Linked DNA regions of Mus musculus: region 1 is linked to region 2. A link is a contact called in ENCODE POLR2A ChIA-PET data. All regions are on one chromosome and are shown on one strand. Each heading gives the region's core, a stretch centred on a gene start or an enhancer-like site at or near the end of the contact. The rest is flanking DNA. Distances are from core to core; before and after follow the strand shown. Region 1 holds the start of Cyp11a1 (cytochrome P450, family 11, subfamily a, polypeptide 1). Region 2 holds the start of Sema7a (sema domain, immunoglobulin domain (Ig), and GPI membrane anchor, (semaphorin) 7A).

Evidence for each region. ChIA-PET counts read pairs that join two places held with the same protein, here RNA polymerase II (POLR2A).
Region 1: POLR2A ChIA-PET joins it to region 2 with 11 read pairs in embryonic stem cell. The contact joins the promoter of Cyp11a1 here to the promoter of Sema7a in region 2. POLR2A ChIA-PET finds 5 or more read pairs at or near these places in 3 of 5 experiments (Patski and embryonic stem cell).

Annotation. Positions count from the first base shown.
Region 1 is chr9:58,012,802-58,016,822 of GRCm38, forward strand. It overlaps Cyp11a1 (cytochrome P450, family 11, subfamily a, polypeptide 1), which reads left to right and starts at 2,151. Exons shown (of 9, transcript NM_019779.4): 1 at 2,151-2,497; 2 at 3,473-3,628. The coding sequence starts at 2,238. RefSeq lists promoters at 735-2,204, 1,253-2,223, 1,699-2,223.
Region 2 is chr9:57,938,851-57,943,349 of GRCm38, forward strand. Sema7a (sema domain, immunoglobulin domain (Ig), and GPI membrane anchor, (semaphorin) 7A) reads left to right here and starts at 1,262. Exons shown (of 14, transcript NM_011352.3): 1 at 1,262-1,478. The coding sequence starts at 1,301.

The DNA of each region.
Region 1 (4,021 bases), core at 901-3,400, 75 kb after region 2:
TTCTATGAAGAAGGTGGTCTCCTCTTGCCTCCATGGGCTCTGACTCTCTGTTCCCTCACCCCTCTCCAGCCTGACTCACCTGCTCCCCTCTCCCTCCCACCTGGCTTCTTCGTTTCCTTCTGCTGTTTTCTGCCAGCCTGGGCTTCCCTTAGTTTTCTCAGAAGAAGGGCAGGGAGTTTCTACCCTGAGAAGAGGCATGGGAATTCACACCTAGACAGCCCAGCCCAGGATACCCAGCTGTTTTGATGAAAGCCAAGGCTGCTAATTGGCCCAGGAAGTTGAGTCAGATGGCTGCCAACCTAAATTAGCAGGAATGCTGTTCAGGCGTGATGGGTTGTTATCCTTGCTAGAACCCAGTGTAATGAACTTCTGTCCCTTCGCTGACAATATGCTAGTGACAACACAGGGCCATAGGAGTCCAATTTCCTCCCACATTCAGATTCACATTCCCTCTCCTCTACCCCTCCCTCCTCTCCCATCCCTTCCACCTTTTGAGACAGACTCTGATATAGCCCAGGCTGACTTCAAGTTCATGGCCGAGGACCGCTGTGAACTTCCATACCTCATGCCTTCTGCACTGGGGGAAGGGCACGGTCAGGGTGGACTGCCCTCCTCCCACAGTGACAATCCACTTTCCTTCTCACAATCCTAAGGAGGGCAAAGGCTGCACTAAAACTTAGCTTAGGTTTAATTCAATGAACTGGGGTTTTCTTTTTAAAGACACCCTGCTTTTCATAAGGAAAATAATGTGTTAGAAAGACCACAAATTTTTCTTAGCCTTTACGTGGAATAACATTCAATAAAATGGAAAACAAGCAAACCGACAAGAGCTAGGCATGGTTGTGCAACCGTCAATCCCAGCATTCAGGTGGCTCACTGTGAGTTCAAGGCCAACCTGATCTACATAGAGAGTTCCAGGTTAGCTGGGGCTACACCGTGATTCCCTATTAAATCCATGCTAAGGGTGTATGTAGCTCAGTGAGTTTTGACATATGTAAGAGGTAGCAGAAAAAGAACATCCTGAGCTGGATGTGGTAGAACATAGGTACCTGTAATCTCAGCGTTTGAGAGGAAGAGAAAGGAAGGTCACCTAGGCTAGACCATATGGTAAGATCCTGTTTTAAAGGCAAAGGAAGGTTACCTAGGCTAGACCATATGGTAAGATCCTGTTTTAAAGGCAAAAGAAGAAAGTACACTTTCTGTCATAGTGGTGAATGCATATAATCCCAGGACTCAGGACACTGAGGCAGGGGGATCTTAAAAGCATAATGAAAATAAAAAATGCACTAAATCCTGGAGAGATGGTTCAGTGGTTAAGAGCACTGCTAGTGCTTTGACTGTTCTTCCAGAGGATCCAGGTTCAAATCCCAGCACCCACACGGCAGCTCAACTATCTGTAAGTCCAAGATTTGACACTTTCAAACAGACATACATGTAGGTCAAACACCAACGCACATTAAATAGATAAAAAAACAACATAAATAAATACATACATACATAAGTAAATAAAACAATACTTGCTCGTCAGAACATTTTCAAAGAACACGGAGTATGGTTGTTTGTCAAAGAGAAAAAAAAAAGCAGAATTTCAAGAATTAAGGAACTGTACAAGATCAGTTAATAATCAACCATTTGTAAGTCCCAGGAACACAGGAAAGATGTCTGCTGTTCTATAACTGGCCAGGTAGTCAGTTCCTCCAGACCCGTGCATGATCTTAGGCTATCTCTCATCTTAGAGGATATTCGTCATCACCTAGGGGCCAGCAGAAGGCCTTTGTCATGCAAAACCCGCAAGGAATGGAAGCAAACCCAACTATTGCAGAGTCATAAAGGGGCAGGAGCTGAGGTTGAGACCCAAGGGGGGGGGGGCTAGCCATGAGCCAGGAGGTCTAAGCCTCATTTTCTTCCCATGAAAATGGAGATAGCAAAGTTGCCTTTTAATGTGTCTGAAGGATAGTGGTCTTAGGGACCCATAGGGTGGACACTGAGGTTAGAGGCCTGGAGCTGCCTGCCAGTGTTTGCCTAACTCTACTACAGACTTTTCAGACAGAAAGTTCAGAAGTTCTTTCTCTGAGTTTGGGAGGGGCTGTGTGAGCCCAGCCCTCTGGAGGAGGAAGGGGGGAGGTCACCGCTCCATCAGCTTCTCTCTTAGCCTTGAGCTGGTGGTTATAAGTGTGGCTCTGGAGGTTTGGGGCAGAGACACTCGTGCAGCAGGAAGTGGCAGTCGTGGGGACAGTATGCTGGCTAAAGGACTTTCCCTGCGCTCAGTGCTGGTCAAAGGCTGCCAACCTTTCCTGAGCCCTACGTGGCAGGGTCCAGTGCTGAGTACTGGAAAGGGAGCTGGTACCTCTACTAGCAGTCCTAGGTCCTTCAATGAGATCCCTTCCCCTGGCGACAATGGTTGGCTAAACCTGTACCACTTCTGGAGGGAGAGTGGCACACAGAAAATCCATTACCATCAGATGCAGAGTTTCCAAAAGTATGGCCCCATTTACAGGTAAGCCTGGCAGCAGGTGGAGCAGGCACAGGGGGAGGCACACGGCTCCTGCTTCCTGTCTGCCTTTTTCTTTCATTTCTTCCAGGCTGGGGCTGGGGCTGGGGCTGGGGCTGGGGCTGGGGCTGGGGCTGGGGCTGGGGCTGGGGCTGGGGCTGGGGCTGGGGCTGGGGCTGGGGCTGGGGCTGGGGCTGGGGCTGAGGGGATAGTCTTCCCTCATTTCTGACTCCAAGACTTTTTCTACTGGTATAAAGAAGTGTGAGCAAGCAGTGCCCCCCTCACCCACCAACTTTAGCCACCCTAAAAGTCAAGTTTGCTGTCTCTATCTTCAGGGGGAAGGAAATGAGACATTGGTGCCCTGACTACTGGCAAGCCCCGACCAGGCTTTAGCGCCAGCCTCAGCTTCAGGCCCTTTGTGTCTGGGAGCTGAGCAAGAACAGTACACGCTCTTAATCACTGAGCCATCTCCCCACCTTGACATTTTTCTTTAATAGAAGTGAAGGGTGCCATCTCACTTTTGAGGCGAGTGACTACTCTGAATTACAATTCAAGAAGAGCCGGGCTGGCTTGGAACTTGGGAGATACAGGGCATTCACTGTAGAATGACAAGAAAGCCTGCCATGGCTTCAAGCCCAGCAGGACAAGAAGGTTCAGCGTGGAATCGGCATGATTATGAAATGGAAGGATTGGGGTGGGAGTGGGGCTGGTCCTGGGGTGCGCTGTGTGGTGTATGATAGTGTCCTGCCGTCCTTTGGAATGAGTCACAATGTCATAGGAAAATGTGTCATGTTTGGCTCTTCAGCAGCTCCGCAAGACAGATGTCACATCCATTTCCCATCTCATAGGTGACACTGAGGCTCAGCAAAGGGAAGGTCCCAGCCAGAAAGCTGTGTACTGATTGTGTAGAGAGGCCTGGCTGCCCAGGGTGTGTGTTCACGGCTGCCTCAGGTCCAACATCAGCCGCTCTTGTCTTTCCAGGGAGAAGCTGGGCACTTTGGAGTCAGTTTACATCGTGGACCCCAAGGATGCGTCGATACTCTTCTCATGCGAGGGTCCCAACCCGGAGCGGTTCCTTGTGCCCCCCTGGGTGGCCTATCACCAGTATTATCAGAGGCCCATTGGGGTCCTGTTTAAGTGAGTTCTGAGTGAGCCTCGTGTGTGTGTGTGTGTGTGTGTGTGTGTGTGTGTGTGTGTGTGTGTAGGGTGCTGAAGGAAAGTGGTAGGGAGAGGGGTCGGGGGAAAGAGTGGCTCTGCTCATCTTCCTGTTCCATAAGGCAAACGATGGTGACAACAGCCATGACAGGGAAGTGTCCTGCCGACTCCCAGGGGGATGTCAGGCTGAAGTTCTTCATGAATAGTGGAGACTTTGCAAAGTTCTCACTAATTGCTTTAACTATGAAGTGCCACTTTATCAAACACCTGCTAGGTACCAGGCCTTGTGCCAGGTGTTGGCAGTACAGCTGTAAATAAGGGCCTGACAGCCTGAAGCCACTGTGAGAAACAGCGAGATCTGCCACTGAGATATAG
Region 2 (4,499 bases), core at 12-2,511:
AGAGCTAAGATTCGCTGTATCAAAACCTCCCTGCCCGTGGAGCAGTGAAGAGGCTGGCTCTGAGGTCAGGGCATCCTGCCCAGGGTCTGCCTGTGTCTACAGCATGCTCAGTATGTCTGGGTCTGTGGGTTTTGAAGGTCAAGTCTTTGTTTACTTCTGTTCCCTCTTCCTTGCCCTGTCTCTTCTTGGTGCAGTACATCTTAGACTACATATACAGTAAGCAATAGATTGGGACAAGCTGACCTGGATGGATTTCCCAGTCATAGCTTCTTTGGGTACAAGCAGAGGTAGGGAATCTGTCCATCTCTGGCCCAAGGAACATGGGAGACCCTTTTACGAAGAGCAGACAAAGTGGCTCTGAAAACATAAGCCAATGACAGAGTTTCCTGGGTTGTTCAGGTGACTGCAGAGGGGCCTGGACCCTCTGATGGAACTACCACCGCGTCACCAGGTTGCCCTTGGTATGTAGCTGAGCCTTAGGCAGAGAAAGATTCCCTTCGATTGGTCTGACCTTCCCTCTCTGATTATGAGTCTTGTGCCCCTCACTTTTTTCTTGGGGAAGGGGCCTTCCTAATTATATCCCCCTCAGTGCACATGGAAATGAGTTTGGATTTTCTGAGCATACACCAGCTGGCTGGGGGGAGGCAGCCCAGAAGGCTGCTGGCTGGGGAAGGGAGGAGAAAGGAGAGGGAGAGGAGGGAGCCAGGCCAAGATGAAAAATTCCCAGTGTTCTCTCAGGCAGAGCAATCGTGGGGCGTTGTGGGCACCCCACACATCTTAGACCTCCCCTCTCTCCTCCACAGAGGAAAGCATCCTGCTCCGGCTGATAGGATCAGCAGAGAGCTGCGTCCCACTCCCGCAAGCCCATTCTATGAGAATGGTTCTCTGACTACAAACCACTTAGCTGACAGCAAGGGGGGTTGTCCGGTGTTAGACTCATCCATGCGCTGAGAGATCCTTACGGATTTCCTAGGCCTTTCTTTCCACTGGGGCGAGGGAAGTGGAACTGAAGCCCAGAGGAGGGATGGGATCTGCCCCTCATGACAGATCACAAGTCTGTCTTCTTTGCAGCTGGGTTCTCCCGGTGGAGTTGCCCGCGTGCGGGTAGCGAAGGTTTTCCTGGCAGCGGTCACCGCACAAGCAAGGGGCCACCGGCAAAGCTAGAAAAGGCTGCGAGGGGCGGGGGGGAGGGGCGGGGTGGGGTCAGGCGCTTGACTCCGCCTCCTGGCGCTAGGTTCTGCCTGCGGCCGGGCGCTGTCTCAGTCTCGGCTGCTTGCCGCTGTCGCTCCGGGGCTGCGGGATGACGCCTCCTCCTCCCGGACGTGCCGCCCCCAGCGCACCGCGCGCCCGCGTCCTCAGCCTGCCGGCTCGGTTCGGGCTCCCGCTGCGGCTGCGGCTTCTGCTGGTGTTCTGGGTGGCCGCCGCCTCCGCCCAAGGCCACTCGAGGAGCGGACCCCGCATCTCCGCCGTCTGGAAAGGTAGGCGGCGCCGCGCGGCCGGCGGGGCGCGGGATCGGACGCCTTGCGGGGCGGGTGCAGAGTGTGCGGCACCCGGAGAGAGTGCGTGTGCGCAGCTCTGCGGGTCTCAGGCTGGCCCCGAAGGGAGCGTGTGGGTCCGGGTGAGTGTTTGTGAGTGTGCGTACTGTCACGCCGGAGCGGGCTGGAGCGCTGCAGCGTGCGAGCGAGTGGCTGGGGCCCGGGCCCAGCTAAGTGGCGCTCCAAGTCCAACGGCAGCTCTGAGCCGGAGCCGCAGCGCCCGAGCGCGGGGGGAGGCTGCGGGCCCCTGTCTCACCGAGGCTCTTTGGCTTTCCGCCACGGGGTCTACTATACAGAACCCTTCTTTCCCCTGGCCAGCTTCATCACCCCGACCTCCTCCTTGCAAGCTGCGAGCTCTGCTGGCACGCGGGGCTCGGGCTCGGCTGGTGAAGGGGGCGCGGACCCATTGCCGCCGCCGCTGCGCTCGGGCTGCGGGAACAAAGACCCCGCCGCCTGCCCCCGCCCCCGCCCCGGCCCGGAGCGCGGGCCAGGCAAGGGGGTGGGCACCCTGCGGCGAACCGGGACAAGGTGCGGTGCAGGGGCTCCGAGCACCTGGGCGCTGTCTCCGTAATGCTAGGACCAGCCGCTCCCCCCTTGCCCGCACGTGGCAGTTGTCACCAGAAATCGGCACTAGCACGGGGAGGGGGGACAGTGCCCATTGGGTGGGGCGAGGCCATTGGGACCCCCAAGCGGCGTATCTGGGGAGGAGTGTGCATCCTTAGGACTGTAGTGAATATGAGAACCTGAGGGACTGGAGTCTTTCCTTCGGGCATCGCAGTTCAGAACCACGGACGGTGGGACAGAAAGCTGGCTAGGTTGGGGTTGGAGGCTTTCTGCCACTAGGGACTGAGCTCCCTCCCTGCATTGCACACAAATGCCTCCCCGCCCCCAGACAAACTCAGCTCTGTACCCAAATTTGGCATCTCTGCAGCCCCTCCCCTAGTGGTGATGGGGGACTCACACCGGGGGCTGGGGGTACTTGTCCTGTCTGTCCCTACTGTCCCTTTGATGCCTTGGCAGTTTGCAGGGATTGCGGAAGTCTGAGCATTATCTGGGGCAGGTATTCTTAGCAGAGGGGGGGAAACCCACATAAAATGAGTGGCCCGAACTGCCGCAGCAGCTGAGAGAATGTGACTTGCCCAAGGTCACTGGGCAGTGTGGGCACTCACTGTGCCGGAGGGGTCTCTGATCTGACTCTGGATCTGTCCTGGGCCAGGTTAGGGAGAGGAGAAGGATTTAGATGGTTCTCCAAACCATAAACGTGGTACTCTCGTCTCCAACTCCGCCATCCAGCCAGAGGTGTAACTGGTGGAAGAGGAGCAGTTTATCTGGACCTCTGAACATCCAGTTCATGGTGGATACTTGCACCCTCCACAGTCGCACCACTTCAGCCTCTTTCTCTGTCCCTGCCAGCATGTTAACTTCCTCCGTCCCCTTGTGTCTTAGACACATGCATATGAGTATGCCAGAGGAGACAAACGGTTATGTCTGAGTGTTCTGGAATCTCCCTCTGTATCAAACCCCTTTCATTTGATTGTGCTTGTCCCCCCAATCCTTCCTTGACCTCCCGCCACATACTTAATGCACACCCACTTGTTAGCACTTAATGCATGTCTCTCCATCCCTGGCACTTAGTCTTCCCTTACCCTCAGACTATTTAAAGCTGCTCTCAGCCCTCTTACCCACTTTCAGGCTCCCAGCCCATCTCTATGTGCTGCTTCCCTAGCTTGCACTTCACTGAGTGACCACACTGGTAATGCACTATTGACCCCCTCTGGCTGGGATCCACCAGACACTCACCAATCTTGTCCAAGGACAGTCTGCAGTCTCCTTCACAAGTGCCAGGTGCCCCACTGGCCAGACAGGCCCTGCCATTCACCTGTCCCCAAGCCCCTAGGGCCACCAGCTGGTGATGGTGTGCCCGGCTGACAGCTGCCTCCTGTCTCCTATGGGGTAACACATGGCAATCGGATAGTAGGGAGCTTGGATAGGGCCAACCCAGGCACACACACAGAGAGAGAGAGAGAGAGAGAGAGAGAGAGAGAGAGAGAGAGAGAGAGAGCCTTCCAAGCGTTGCAGTAAGCCTAGGGCCCTGTCTACCAGTGGATGGGATATAGCAACCTTCAGGGTTGACTAGACTATGTGTGGATAGTGGTAACCCCACATACATTTCTGTACAAGACATAGATTTGAAGTTTAGTTTTGAGTTGAGACAGAATAGGGACTGGGACAGGTATAGAAATGTCTTTATTTTCTTTGCTTGGTTCCCACCCTCACTTCAAGCCTTAGGAAAAGATTAAAGGAGGGTCTCTGAGAAGGTCCCAGACTTCAGTTGTTTGCAATCAGATGAGAGCCTGGTGCAGAACAGCTTGGACCAGGGAGAAGGTGTTCCATCACAGACTGCTGGCTATCCTGAGCTGTGCACCTGTCTTTGACTCCCAAAGGTTGCCAGAGCAGGAAAGCTCTGGAGGTAGTCCCTACAGGGCATCTCTAACGTGTGAGTCAGTCATCAGTGTAAACGTATGACTCTGACCCTTCAAGCAAGGGCGGGAGACATCGGATGGCAGGAGAGGGCGTAGTGTGGCAAGAAGTTGGTACACTTGTTATGCTATGTACTGCTCCCCAAGAGCTGGAGAAGGAGAAGCCCATGGAGGTCGGTCCTGACCCCCAAGTCAGAGTTATCCAGCCTGACCACAGTCTCTCCCTGCCCTGCTGGTTCTTCCCCCTCTGGCCCAATTAAACAACAGGATGTTATTGTTGACTTAGGAGCTGCTGGGTAGCCATTAAGGTGCCACTCCCCAGGGTAGGGGGTTGTTGTCACCTCCTCCAGGGGATGAGGTCACAGCTGGGGCTCTCAAAGCATCAGCATTTCCAGTGGAAATCCCTGCCCCCTTGGGGGACTTAGATGAATTCATCACCTTCAAGGTGAACCCCCTGCAGGACTGAGGGGGGGCGATCCCCAAG